Linked DNA regions of Homo sapiens: regions 1 and 2 are each linked to region 3. The links are chromatin contacts, found by Hi-C or POLR2A ChIA-PET in ENCODE. All regions are on one chromosome and are shown on one strand. Each heading gives the region's core, a stretch centred on a gene start or an enhancer-like site at or near the end of the contact. The rest is flanking DNA. Distances are from core to core; before and after follow the strand shown. Region 1 holds the start of FER (FER tyrosine kinase). Region 2 holds the start of GPR150 (G protein-coupled receptor 150). Region 3 holds the start of ST8SIA4 (ST8 alpha-N-acetyl-neuraminide alpha-2,8-sialyltransferase 4).

The links. A loop is a pair of places that touch in the nucleus more often than their neighbours do. ChIA-PET counts read pairs that join two places held with the same protein, here RNA polymerase II (POLR2A). Pooled maps may share reads with other maps.
Region 1: a map of CD8-positive, alpha-beta T cell shows a loop between it and region 3 (16-fold over the local background). The contact joins the promoter of FER here to the promoter of ST8SIA4 in region 3. A Hi-C loop is called at or near these places in 1 of 168 maps with a recorded cell type or tissue (CD8-positive, alpha-beta T cell) and 5 of 50 pooled maps. POLR2A ChIA-PET finds 5 or more read pairs at or near these places in 1 of 52 experiments (activated T-cell).
Region 2: a map of naive thymus-derived CD4-positive, alpha-beta T cell shows a loop between it and region 3 (6-fold over the local background). The contact joins the promoter of GPR150 here to the promoter of ST8SIA4 in region 3. A Hi-C loop is called at or near these places in 2 of 168 maps with a recorded cell type or tissue (CD4-positive, alpha-beta memory T cell and naive thymus-derived CD4-positive, alpha-beta T cell) and 8 of 50 pooled maps.

The regions. Positions count from the first base shown.
Region 1 is chr5:108,745,104-108,750,024 of GRCh38, forward strand. It overlaps FER (FER tyrosine kinase), which reads left to right and starts at 2,794. Exons shown (of 20, transcript NM_005246.4): 1 at 2,794-2,897. RefSeq lists silencers at 3,561-3,660, 3,741-3,800, 3,931-4,340.
Region 2 is chr5:95,616,689-95,621,503 of GRCh38, forward strand. It overlaps GPR150 (G protein-coupled receptor 150), which reads left to right and starts at 3,399. Exons shown (of 1, transcript NM_199243.3): 1 at 3,399-4,815. The coding sequence starts at 3,588. RefSeq lists enhancers at 2,955-3,570, 4,767-4,815 and silencers at 3,740-4,139, 4,230-4,279, 4,297-4,591, 4,300-4,749.
Region 3 is chr5:100,900,294-100,904,645 of GRCh38, forward strand. It overlaps ST8SIA4 (ST8 alpha-N-acetyl-neuraminide alpha-2,8-sialyltransferase 4), which reads right to left and starts at 2,989. Exons shown (of 5, transcript NM_005668.6): 1 at 2,550-2,989. The coding sequence starts at 2,662. LOC107986437 (a long non-coding RNA gene) reads left to right here and starts at 3,115. Exons shown (of 2, transcript XR_001742825.3): 1 at 3,115-4,352. RefSeq lists enhancers at 112-331, 438-939, 2,077-2,646, 3,132-3,371, 4,152-4,352.

The DNA.
Region 1 (4,921 bases), core at 1,544-4,043, 7.8 Mb after region 3:
GAGGCAGGAGAACAGCCTGAACCTGGAAGGCGGAGGTTGCAGTGAGCTGAGATCACACCACTGCACTCCAGCCTGGGTAACAGTGAGACTCTGTTTTAAAAAAGAAATGAAAAAAAAAATCTGAGAAAAGGATGGCTTAAAAAGGGACAGGCCTTTAGTGATCCAGGGGCATTTTGGAGAAGGCATGTCTTGATTACGAATGTTGGTGGATTTCTTAATGGAGAGCAGGTCAGGGAAGCAGGAGAACCAATATTAATTAGAGTACTAGGATGGCCACCCGCTGGCTGGGAAAGATGGTTGGGAGATGGTGTTAATACATTTGACATCTAGTTTGAAGACAGAATGGATGTTTTCTTCCTTCAAGTCTACTTCATTTTCTTTTCTTCCCTCCCCCTCCAACTACTCTGCTATTTTCCTAACACAGATTCAAAAAATAAAGGAAATGATTAAGCCATTTTGAAAATTTGAAATTTGGAAAGCCAAAACAGTCCTAAAGAAAATTTCACACAAATGTGACCTCTAGGAACAGTATTCATTCAAGAGAACAATTTTCAAAAAGAAAAAAATATATATCCACTGAAAACAAACACTGCAGCATGTATAGAATAAGGATAGATATGGTTTCCATATTGCATACCTCATCATGATCTCTATTTTAGGAGCAGTATGTGTGTATGGTTAGTTATGAATTGTGGATAGGTATGAATTGTGGATTAGAAAGCAGAGAGTCACAAATCAAAGGAGTTGGCAGAAAAGAGACACAGATGAAGAAAAGGAGGGAGGGGTAAGTATTGGAACTACTGAACTAAGATGGCACACAACCAAGATTCCTCTTGCAGTCTATACTTTTAAACAGGAAAAAAGGGAGGTGGAGAGATGGGGTGAGGCATGGATGGTGCTAATCAAAAAAAGTAAAAAACTTTTCAATCATTTTTTATTACCCACCTAGGTTTGATGTCCACATTATTATTTTCATTGTCCAGTAAGTAATGCTATTAGAACAGACAAAGTTTGGTATTTGAGAACATGGAATATATACTAAGGTGACACACAGTGTTTATTAAATGTGTTGCAATGCAATGTGATAATTCCAACAGAGGAAAAAAATGTGAAACTGGATTTGCTATATATTTTTGTATGCTTCAAAAATGCAGCATAGATTTTTGCCACATTCATTTACTTCAAGTATATTCTTTCACAACTGCATTTCCTAGCACAATGACTGGCATATGGTAGACAGCTTTTAAGGTTTTGGAATGAATAGGTGAGAACTCAGAGAACAATTGTAGATATGGAAAGATTCTTGCTGATTTTTCTAGATTTGGGTTCCTTAACACAAACACACATGTTGTGTATCAAACAGCTCTATTTCTACCATATCTTTATTGAAAGCTACTTTCTGCAAATATGTAATAACGTATTCACCAACCACATCTTTCTACATTTTGATTCCCTTTGTATAAATGGAGAAATTCTAAGGTTCTTGGGAAAGGTATTCAGTCATGAAGCAGTCTCCAAAGTTGTATTTTGGCCTTACCTAACCAAATTTTCATTCATTTCATTCTTATTGACATTACATATACTATAACATTTGATGTTCACAGAAAATTAACTTCTATTTTAAGAAGTTTACTCACAGAACCACAGTTTGTGCATTTAACAATCACTATGAAATACATATGAAACATTAACCATCATTTTAGAGAACAATTTAAAAACTCCGAAGTAACTACTTTCCTTAACTTTGTCATCCCAACATTCTGGGTATAGGCATTGTTGGAAAAATATAATTAAAAACCAAAATCTCCCAACCCAGAAATCCTCTCCACAAACGTTAGTAGACAAAACACTTTTATTACTGAATAAGCATTAAACGAGACTGTGATACACATCACAGGCAATTTGCTAAGAGATTGCAAAGACAGAAATCTTGCCCTTTTGTATAGCCAAGTATATACGACCCATTACATACACGTTTTCAAGTTGAACAATAACTAGTCCTCAAGTAAGAGGACCTGACATTTGTGACATTAACTTTACTTAATAATTGGGGTGACCATCTGTGTTAGTTAATTGGTTTTATCCAGAGGAAAAACAAACTTCTCCTGTCTTTATGACGGAAGGTAGTTTTGCAACACGGAGCAAGTTGCTCACCGAAGTTACGCTCCTACTCTCTCACAGAAACTGGGAGATAGGGAAGGATGCTACTCCGTTGATATGTGCAGCATTTCAAAAAAAAAAAAAAAAAAAAGGTCCAGAGACATTCCTGACTGAGCATACAGTTGACAAGACCTATCTAGTCCTCAAGTGGATTTATACACATTTCAAAGAGTTGAGAAAGTACTTAACAATTAAGAAAGTACTTAAGTTTTCTAAGACAAATGCTCGGAGAGAAAGGGACGGGAAATCTCATCCTCCATTTTCAATAGGGAGAATTAAGCCTCTTATTTAAAATTTTTATGTTGGTTTTTGTTTATTTAGCTTTAAAACAGTAGACTTAAAAAAAGTCCAACTTAAGATTTATGTTTTTTTATGTGTAGGGCTGTTCTCTACGGTTAAATAAATAACCCTGCTTAGAGAAAATATTCACCACTCTTCTTTGGCTCCTATGTAACTCAGTTTTTGAGAGGGAGGGGAAATACCGGATTGACGCTATGTGGTTCAACCAATGCAAAAGATAACACCGCCTTAAAAAGTCTACTACAGGAACATGGGAGGGTCACACCCTCGAATAATGACGCATACCTATCCTACTGTTACTGATCACCTAGTAATAATCTTGTAGTTCACATTACTCATTTTTCACCAAATTCTTTTGGTGAAGGACGCTTCAGAAACGGCCATCACTGAAGAGCAGACCCGTTTGGGTTCTCCACGCATTCTAGACTCCCGAAGAGGTAAGAATTTATTATAGGGGGCCACTCCCAGGACCTGCTGTATGCTTTTAAACATCCATTACAATTCCAGCATTGAGTTTCTAACATTTTTAGGCAGGCTCAGGCACTGGGAGTACAGGATTGAAAGACAGTTCCCGTCCTTAAGGGACTCAGAGTAAACTGGAGTTGCTGAAAACCATTCTAAAGCAATCCACGTTAATAACAGATACAAGTAAAACGTGGGAACGTACAGGAAAAAGTGACCAATTCTGAGGCTGAAAAGTGCCTATTTTAGGGGTGGGGGCCTCGCGGCCCTAAAGCAGCTTCCCTTCCCGGAGATTTCAGCTCCAGGGATCGCCCAGCGCCCTCCGGGCACACTTAACATTTTAATCACGCCTCCGCCCCCACTCTCCGAATTCCTTTCCGGCTGCCGACCCGCCGAGTAGTCCCTTCCAGGCGGCCTCAGCTTATCATCGCCGGTCCGGCCACTTCCCGGCCGCGGCCAGGCGAGCCTCCCAAAGTTTCCTGTGAGGCCTTCGTCCGTCTCCGGCCCCATCTCACCACGGCAGCCCAGGACACCCGCTAGGGAGGAGCAGGTTACCGAGGCGGGGAGAGCGGCACAAACGCGCAGACCTCGGGACTCCACCCGGGCTGGTGAGCGAGCCCAGAAAGCGGCGACCGCAGCTCCGCGTCTCCACTCCCAGGGCCCGCAGCTTGGGCTAAGCGTGCGCCCACCCAGCCTAGGGCCCAAGTCCTGCCCCTTCGGGGACCGGGCCAATCGGCCGCTCCCCGCCTCCTGGGAGGTAGTGGAGGAGGGGGCTGAGGGCCGGGCGGCTGCGCCCGCCTTCCGCTCTTGCCCATTGGCTGAGGCCTCGAGGGTGCCCGGAGACCGGAGTGCAGCGGGATTGGTTGCAGAGGTTCGTGACAGTGGCGCCTATTGGCTGTGGCAGCCCCCGTGACGCGGGGTGGTGACTGGCTCCGGAGTCTGAGGGGTTCGGGCTTGTCAGGTTCTAGGTAGGTGCGTTTCGCGCCGCCGGCGGTAGGCGCTGTTGCCCGGGGCAACGCGGGGGGAGGGGGGAAGAGGAGGGAAGGCAAGCCTAGAGCGGGGGCAACAATGCCTGCCCGCAGAGGGGCGCCCGGGATTCGGCCAGGGCGTTGGGGGCTGTGCCGAGGCTCTTCCTCCGCCCTCAGCCAGCGCCCCCCCCAACCCCCGTCCCTGGCTGCAGGGTCATCCGCTCATCCTCCCGCCCGCAGCAGAGCATTCCTGGTTGGGGCTTGGGCCGGGCTACACACCCAGCCCCACGAGGGCCGCCCCTCCCACCATCCCGGGACCCGAAGGCTGAGGGGGCGGGTGCCGGCGCGAAAGGGCTGTGGCGGGCGTAGTGGCTCCGCCCCGTCGCGGGGTCTGGGGGCTGATGGGCGTGAGGCGGGGTGGTGGGGGGACTGTGGGCACCACCCAATCTTGCCTGTACCCTCACCCCTTTTCTCGGCGGCACTCATCTGGGCGCCGCCGTCCCGCTACGGGGGCATTCTCAACCCCTGGTATTCCCCCCATCCCTTCCTGCTTCTGGAGCCCCGCAGTCTCCCTTGACCCGCTCGGTCCTCCCCAGCTCTCCTCCTATCTGTCACCTTCTCCCGCTTTTATCCCCCACCTCATCTTTCTCCTCCGGTCTTGGCCAGAGGTGTCCTCCAAGAGTCTAATCAAGAGATAGATCTTAAGTGTGAAGCTAGTGGTGTCGTCGGTAATTTCTGCTCTGTGGTCTCTTTGCCAGTTAGAATTGGGGAGATGTTTGGAGGCACCTTCAGGGGTCATCCTTCTGCCTTACAGTTACCCCTAGGATCTACTTTCTGAATACGCTCATTGGGTTGTGTTGGTAGGGGCAAGGTACTTCTTAAACAAATTGAGGATTGTACTATGAGGTGGGCACTTTGTACGTTTGCGATTTTGCCATCCACTGTAGTGCAATTCAAAATCTAATAATTTGTTACGGCTGGTAGCCTTACATTTTTTTCCTTCGCCTTATGGTTAAAAAAAGAGCAGCTTT
Region 2 (4,815 bases), core at 2,149-4,648, 5.3 Mb before region 3:
TGATTATGCCCAGCACATTAGATAAAAATAAACCTATAGAAAAACATTTTTGTAAAATTGGTTAGAAAAAAGAGAATAATAACAAGCTTCTAGAAAGAAAAAAACAATGATCATATCTAAGCAAAACATGAATCAGATGGCTTCAGTCTTCTCAACACAAACACTCAGAAGCCAGAAAGGGAATGGAGTAATGCCTTCAAAATTCAGAAGGAAAAGATTTTCAAAAATAGGATTCCAAACCCAGCCAAATAATCAGTTAGGCAATAGGGTAGAATAAAGAAATTTTCAGACATGTGGGATCCCAAATAGTTACCTTCTCTCAAGAAGTCACTGAAAGGTGCTTTCTTCCCAAGCAAGAAAATAAACCAGGAAAGAAAAAAATCCATTAAATCAGAAAACAAGAGAACCAGCATGAGATAAGTGAAAGGAATCCCTAGGACGATGCTGACGTGAGATGCCAGGATGACCGCTGGCCCAGAGGGCAACATGTCCAGACAGAATCTGCATGACTCAAATAAGGAGTACAATGAGGTCTCTTACCACTTAGTTCTCAGGCTTTGTACAACCTTGTAAACCTTATGAAATATTAGATGATGTGTTCTACCAAAAAGGAAGAAATCAAGGAGAAAGACCAGAGATCCAAGAAACAGGAACTGCAACCCAAGAGAAAGGCAGAAAGTTTCAATGACGACAACAAATGGAGGTCCGCAGATGGTAGTTATGCAGTAGGCCTTGGGAGAAATTAGCCCAAATAAGAGAAAAATGAAAGTCTCTGGTAAAGAGGTTTCCGTGAAAAAAAATTGGAGCTGCTATATTACGTTTTGAAACTGACCTTGTGGAAATTGCTTGGGGGGACTATTTGAGGGTACAGGAAGAATTAGCTATGATAACAATGAAAAGTAAGAAAAGGCAATTATTAACTTTAAAAATAACAAAAAATAATATTCACAATATACAACTCAACTGTGAATATTTTTGTTTCATAATAATATAAACACCAAATATAAGTCTAACCCAAAATTACAGTATTGTTCTAATGGTATGGGAAATGGAAATAGTGACAGAGGTGCGAGAGATAAGTCTTTAATAAGAAGTTAACAGATAATATATCAATTTGTTAAATCAATGAATAGCATTACATATATATTATTTACTATTATGAATTAAGTCAATGCCAGAAGAAAGAGCAAATAGAGTCTAAATTGGTTCCCTCTAGAAAGAGGGGATAAAGAAGTGGAGATGTATAGGACAGGGAACTCTTTATGTTATCAGCCTTCTAGTTCCATTTGACTTTCAAAACTATGTGCATTGTATAATTTTAATAAGAATTAGTTTAGGCCAGGCCCAGTGGCTCATGCCTGTAATCCCAACACTTTGGGAGGCCAAGGTGGGCAGATTCTTGAGCCCAGGAGTTTAAAACTAGCCTGGGCAACATGGCGAAACTTAGCCTCTACAAAAAATACAAAACTTAGCTGGGTGTGGTGGTGTCTGCCTACAGTCCCAGCTAGTTGGGAGGCTGAGGTGAGAGAATCACCTGAGCCCAGGAAGTCGAGGCTGCAGTGAGCTATGATCATGCCACTTCACTCCAGCCTGGGCAACAGAGTGAGACCCTGTCTCAAAAAGGGAAAAAAAAAAAAAAAAAAGAATTTGTTGAAAATCAATGTTTTATCAGATCTTACTAAAGTTCTGTGAAATTTCACTATAGTCATTTTGAAATGCTAATATATAAGAGCATTTCAACAAATTTGAGACAAATGATAGACTATCTTGAGAAACACTGAAATGATACTGGCTAGGAAAATCACTGAATGATGAACATTGCTCAGAGAAGGCTCCCTGGAAGAAGTGCATTATAAACTGGGATGATGTGTGTGCATAGAAAAAGGCCTTGGATAAAAAGTTCTAAAGGGAGAGTATGAAAATCAAACCAGGATTTTAGATTTTCCAAGGCTATCACTCTAGCTTTCTTAAATGTCCCACCAGGAACACTTATTCCTATGTCTCCACAGAGCTTCCTTGGGCTCCTCTGGACAATACTGGCATAGTATAAAAGGAATTTTTTCTTAGGTGATGGATTTATAGTCAAGGCAGGCATTTATGCTCGAAGGTATCTGAAAAGCATCGTATATCCACTAATTCATCAACTCAACACATACCCACTGATAACTACAACCTGTCAGACCAGAGCGAGGCACCACAGAGATGATGATGAAAATAACCAAGGTTTCTGGCCAAAGGACAACAGCTTGGGAAATGGGATTCCTACAGCAGCTGGCAGGACTATCATGGAACCCACCAAATCTTCCTAGGCCATGAATCTTAAAGTTCCAAATGTTTCCTCAGATTGGGAATGTGAACCCTAGACAACACTCATACCTCCCTGGCCCCCAGGCCAGGAAGTACAGGAAATTCTACTTTCACCATGATTAACGTGGAGGGTGCATAAAAAGACAAATGGATGCTTCCAACAGGGAAACTAAAATGTGTTTGTGAGGAGACAAGGCTAAAATGAAAGCAGCAACATTTAATCTAAACCATTTCCTGTGACTTGGATTTCTTTTTTAAAAAAATTGGCCGCCTTATCACTTTCTTAGTCACCTTTTCTCTAGGCTTATTGGAGGCGTAGCCCCTCCTAGCAACTTCCCATCTGCTGGAAAACAGAATCAAGAGAATGAGGAGTGTGATGACGCATCCTTCACTGGATGAAAATATTAGGAGAAAAGCAATAAATGCACTACCATTTGCATAAAACCTATTAATGCCCTCTTCAGACTAATGAAATGAATTTTACATCACCAAGAAAGCAGCTGTGACCCACTGCTCCTAGTATTTGGAACGATCTGCAACACTGCCACTCCTAAAAGCAACATCATTGACTTTAGTACCCTCTAATTAAAATACTTTCATTCTTGGACAGAGAAGACACATCTTGATCAAAATTCAGCTAATAGGTCTCCTCTTTGCTCAAAACGCTGTTAGGTTTCTTGTGTTCCTGTTTTTCTCATGCTCGTGCAGATCCATGGCATTTCAAACCTTTAAAATAAAAACTAATGTCTTTTCTATTTTTTTCCTACTGGCAATCACATTGGGGTGGTGGGGGCGTGTGGTACAATCTCAGTCAAGAGGTCCTCTCTTGTGTGGGTGCTGGCATAACACTGGCCGTATACAATGGCCAAGCAAAGCGACATTCTGTCCTGCTGTGCTTTACACGTAAATAGAGAATGGATGAGGTTCTCAGCGCCCAGGGGTCCGCGGCTTCCGCGAGGGTAGCGTCGGGGGCCGCTGCAGAGATTGGAAGAGTACCCGCCGGGAATGGGAGGGAAGACGCGGGGAAGGTGGAGAATAGGAATCATGTGTGTTCCTCGAGTGTACAACCCACATTTGAGTGACAAATCACGAGGACAATCGACAAAAACAACTAAGCGCAAAGCCGCCCGAATCCATCTCCCTCTCTGTGCGTGTGCCTTTTCAACTAACTTTGGGAACTCGTATAGACCCAGCGTCGCTCCCCGCGCCGCCTCGCCTCCACTTTGGTTTCCCGCGTCCTGCCCGCCCTCTTCGGTGCCTCCTCTTCCTCCGGGACAAGGATGGAGGATCTCTTTAGCCCCTCAATTCTGCCGCCGGCGCCCAACATTTCCGTGCCCATCTTGCTGGGCTGGGGTCTCAACCTGACCTTGGGGCAAGGAGCCCCTGCCTCTGGGCCGCCCAGCCGCCGCGTCCGCCTGGTGTTCCTGGGGGTCATCCTGGTGGTGGCGGTGGCAGGCAACACCACAGTGCTGTGCCGCCTGTGCGGCGGCGGCGGGCCCTGGGCGGGCCCCAAGCGTCGCAAGATGGACTTCCTGCTGGTGCAGCTGGCCCTGGCGGACCTGTACGCGTGCGGGGGCACGGCGCTGTCACAGCTGGCCTGGGAACTGCTGGGCGAGCCCCGCGCGGCCACGGGGGACCTGGCGTGCCGCTTCCTGCAGCTGCTGCAGGCATCCGGGCGGGGCGCCTCGGCCCACCTCGTGGTGCTCATCGCCCTCGAGCGCCGGCGCGCGGTGCGTCTTCCGCACGGCCGGCCGCTGCCCGCGCGTGCCCTCGCCGCCCTGGGCTGGCTGCTGGCACTGCTGCTGGCGCTGCCCCCGGCCTTCGTGGTGCGCGGGGACTCCCCCTCGCCGCTGCCGCCGCCGCCGCCGCCAACGTCCCTGCAGCCAGGCGCGCCCCCGGCCGCCCGCGCCTGGCCGGGGGAGCGTCGCTGCCACGGGATCTTCGCGCCCCTGCCGCGCTGGCACCTGCAGGTCTACGCGTTCTACGAGGCCGTCGCGGGCTTCGTCGCGCCTGTTACGGTCCTGGGCGTCGCTTGCGGCCACCTACTCTCCGTCTGGTGGCGGCACCGGCCGCAGGCCCCCGCGGCTGCAGCGCCCTGGTCGGCGAGCCCAGGTCGAGCCCCTGCGCCCAGCGCGCTGCCCCGCGCCAAGGTGCAGAGCCTGAAGATGAGCCTGCTGCTGGCGCTGCTGTTCGTGGGCTGCGAGCTGCCCTACTTTGCCGCCCGGCTGGCGGCCGCGTGGTCGTCCGGGCCCGCGGGAGACTGGGAGGGAGAGGGCCTGTCGGCGGCGCTGCGCGTGGTGGCGATGGCCAACAGCGCTCTCAATCCCTTCGTCTACCTCTTCTTCCAGGCGGGCGACTGCCGGCTCCGGCGACAGCTGCGGAAGCGGCTGGGCTCTCTGTGCTGCGCGCCGCAGGGAGGCGCGGAGGACGAGGAGGGGCCCCGGGGCCACCAGGCGCTCTACCGCCAACGCTGGCCCCACCCTCATTATCACCATGCTCGGCGGGAAC
Region 3 (4,352 bases), core at 1,739-4,238:
GCCAGAGACTGCCTTGGTTACCTCACTTGAATACTGGACCGGGATCTGGAGCCGAACCTCCATTCCAGTTTACTCAAAACTCAAAACTGGCCTCTCCACGTGGCTTGGGTAGAAAGACAGTCAATGAGATGATTTGATGGTTTTATGAGTCAACTCCTCCACCAGAAGCGCTGTTTGGGAGTTGAAACGAAATAATGAGCTCGGGTCACAAGCTTTTCCACGAACCTTTCATCCTGGAGAAAAAGGAAAGTGCTCAGGGAGCCTAGCTGCCCTCGCATTGTTCCTGGCAGCTCCAACTCCTTGCACAGTCTTGGTCTCTCAGGAGACCAAGGCAGTCAGGACGCTACAGGGCACGGGTGTAAGCGCGACGTTCGCGGCCAGCCCTCTGCCTTGCCCCACTGTAATTGCGGGTTTTGATTAAGAAGGAGGAGCCAGTTGCCGACTGAGCTTTGAAAGTGACTTTGGGTGGGGGGTGGGGGTGGGGTGGGGGTGGAAGGAGGGGAGGGACCAAAAGAGCCTGAGTCCTGCAATAAAGGTTTCCCCCTATCTTCTCACTCATTCTTTCCCCCTCGCCGCCGGCGCTCTGGCAGCAGGGGATAACCCCGGTGCGCGCCTCTCTTCCTGTTTGGTTTACTCAAGCGCCTGCCCCAACGCCTTCTCAGTCAAGCTGGGAGGAAACTGCTTCAGCTTGAAAAGGATGCGGGCAAAAGCCCAGCCCGACTAGCTCAACCGCCGCGCCAGTGCCCGCCTCCTCTTCCTTAACGCCTAGGGCTGCGCCCACCAGCCGGCAACGTCCAGGAAAGGGCCACAGGAGAAATGACACCCGTGCAATGCGGAGTGTCCCGGCTCCGCTTCCCCGCAGGGACTCGAGGTGCGCTCCTTTTCCTGGCCACGGTTTAGGGAGGCTCGGAGATGGACACCTCGGCAGTATCTGGCGACCCTCTTCTCACTCGCTCCGCCCACTCCTGCTCTCCAGGGTCCCAGCCAAGGGCCCGAACCCTCGGAGTCCTAGTGAGCCTTGGCCGCTTTGTCTGGGATCAGGCTTATCCTCCTAGCCCACGGCCCGGGAGGGAACAAAGAGCCTCGACCCTCAAGCTCTAGCCTCTGCCTCTCATCGGAGCCCCATGCGCCCATTCATCACCTTTCTAAAGACCCCTTTGTCTGCCTGGCAAGCACAGGTCTGCAAGGGATGCCCACGCCCCTGCCCAAAGTCCTGCTTTTCTAACAACTGAGCTAGATTGGATTTTCAAGCCACCCAGTCTTGTGTAAACGACCTCATACCGGTCTTTTTTACCCCCTCAGAATAGACCATGTATAGATTCGTTGATGCATGACGACCATTCCAGCCCATTCCTTGCTAGCTTTTTCATTCTCTTCCAGTCCGCTTTGACTGTGCTACTGTTTTCCTGGTTTTCTACAGAATAGCAAGTCCTTCTGTAAGGATCAACCTGCATCTTGCTCGCTTAAATAAATGCTTATTACCTAGGGAGCAGGAATATTAAGAAATGGAGTGCAGGAAGTTTAAGAGCATGTGTGTGTGTTAGCAGTCCCATCTCTCTCTCTCTCACACACACATACACACACACGCAAGGGCTGTTTTCTTTGTTTTAATCAATGTCAGAGAAAAATATAAACTGGGCAGGCATCTCTGCTGGTGTGTAGTTTCTGATAGAGGACGCCTCCAAACCGGAACAGGGAGGATTTCCGAAACAGGACTTTGAATAGAGTTGACAATCAGGTTCACATCCTCAGAAAAAGCCTTCCAAGCTATGTCAGCAACACAAAGTTGCACCACCTCCTGGGTAAACTTCAAAGACACAGAGGCCAGCGGGTGGAAGGAAGTGTGATATTTAGAGAACTTAGTGGGGCGGGGGAGAGTCTGAACTCATCTAGACAAACTAAAAAAAATAGCAGAAATATAGTCTGTGTGAAGCTACAGTACCCAGTTTCTTTCTAAAACTGTAACCATGACGCCCATGCGTTTTAGCCGTAGAAGAACAAATAAGGAAGTATCCTTAGTGGTACTGGAGTTTCTAATTCAAATTATAACACATTAATCTATCCAACGTCAAATAGAAAAAAAAAAAGTAGAGAAACAGAGTATACCTATTTCCTGCTTTCTAAGCTTTAACTTCAGCCCTTCGAGAAACCATCTATCTCCAGTATCTCCTTAGGTGATAGGACATTGAAAACAGGCAACCGTTTGGTGAATAAAGACATTTCTCTTGAGTTCTGCCCACAGATTAAAAGGACAAGGACACACGTTCTTTGTTGACACTTCTGCAGTGACTTCTCCTTTGGCGAGAGAGCACCCAGGGCCAACACAACTGTCACCACAACCACACAGAGCAAGTTGAACTCATACTGGGAACAGCTTAGAGAAGCACGCACATCTCAACAACAGCCTTTGTTATTTAATTCATGACACTAACCACGCGCAAGCTCAAACAAACACACATGCTATCCTAACCATCACTCTACCCTCTATATTCACATTTCATTTATGGCTTGACTTTTTGTCATATCCTGAAATGAAGCTTTGCATTTACCCGATGAGTTGCGTCTCCTGGTGCTCCTCAGTTCTTGCTATTTCTTTTGTCTTATAAAAGATCAGGAGCAGACTTATTGTGCAGATCGTCCACCTCTTCCTAATGGAGCGCATCTTGGGTGCCCGAGAAAGTCCTGGTTGCCCCAGCTCCCGCACCTTCTCTTGATATAAAGGCTCCGTTTTGGGGAGATAGTCGCGGGGGTGAAATCTGTAAAATGCGAGGAGAGCTTGGAGCCGGGATCCCGGGATCAGATCACTGGGGTCTTCTGTGGCCGAGCTCCCTCTGGTCCTCGAACGCTGCCCAGCGACCTCTCGCCCTGTTTGCGCCAGCTCTGCCAGGGTCGCTCCGCGCCGCCTCCCTGGGGCTCAGGTTTCTTTTCAGATGAGACACCTTGTGCATTGGAGGTGGCGGCAGCTTCTGCAGCTGGGTTCGGGGGCGTCACTGGCCCTTCCCTCTTGCTAGGAGATAAACGCTGCGCAAAGCCAATCACCAGGCTGAGGGGGCGGAGGCTGCTTGGAGAGTAACGTCCCCGGCTCTGCCTGCTCTGTGCCGGGAGAGGAAGCTCACAGTGCTACGCGCCTGCGAGCTCGCGCACATACACATATACATACATACACACATACATACATATGCACACACACGTACACGCAGAATCACACACACTCTCCTGGGACATCAAAGCATCAGCTCTCTGGACCTGGGAGCTCCAAGATAGTCTATCCGCATCTAGGTGAGAGGGCACCTCGCCTGGGGACAGATTACAAAAGCGTCCCGCCAGAGGAATGCTTCAGGTAGAGCTAGGGGTGGATTGCAAGAAGAGTACCTTCTTTCAATCGCTTTTGCTAAACACACACCCTCACACGCAAAAACACGCCCTCCAAGGTGGAGTGAAACGGGGTGCGGGGGTGGGGACGGCGGTGGAAGGAAGAAGACTTTTATTACTCAATCTGGAAAGTGCAAATACACACATGAACCTGTTAGCCGATGGGCCCACTCTGCATGGGTGGTGGACGACGACCCTGGCTCAGGATTCTGCAGGAAACAAGTGATGATAGAGGTGTCATTAGGAACTTTATGGATATTTATGCGCCTCCCTTTCATTGCCATTTGGAAACTCCTCACGCAGAAGTCAAGGAAACTCCAATCCCACTTAAACTTCATTGCGGAGAAACAGAGTTCTGAAAAAAAAGCAGCTACCATGGACCTCTCTTTTAAACGCAAGTACACCCACACACATTCGGATACCAAGGAAGGAAGGAAAGAAAGAAAGGAAAGAAAAGGGAGGGGAGGAAGGAAGAGCAAAGTCCTCTCTAAAAGTCTCAATTATATATATAGCCTCTGATTGTCACCTCTCCTCCGTCCCACCATTTTTCGTACTTGTATTGGGTGGCAGGGACACTTTTCAAGAGTTCTGTGTTCGATTGTTCACTCTGAGTACCTCTCCACCATCCTCCAGTCGTTGCCCTCATTGGGAGAGATGCTTGCTACTCTGCTAGTACCACGCCTTGGTTCCGGTCTTTACTGTTGGCTGGTAGGTCGGGAGGCACCTCTAGCATGAGACAGTGTCTGGAAGCCAGGATTTCCCTCATCTATATGCGCCGGTCCCCAGCTCCCTGGTCGCCAGGGTTTCTCTCCAGTTGAATTCCGTGTTCCTTCAGGTTGAACAGTAGCTTCAGCGGTTTTTCACGCTCAGAAATGATGAGGCCCAATTCCAATCTTCCCTCCCGCCGGAAGTAAGAAGGGGAATTCTGAGTTGCTTGTCGCCTGACAGCTTAAAATAGCAACGAAAACAGCCAGCATCTT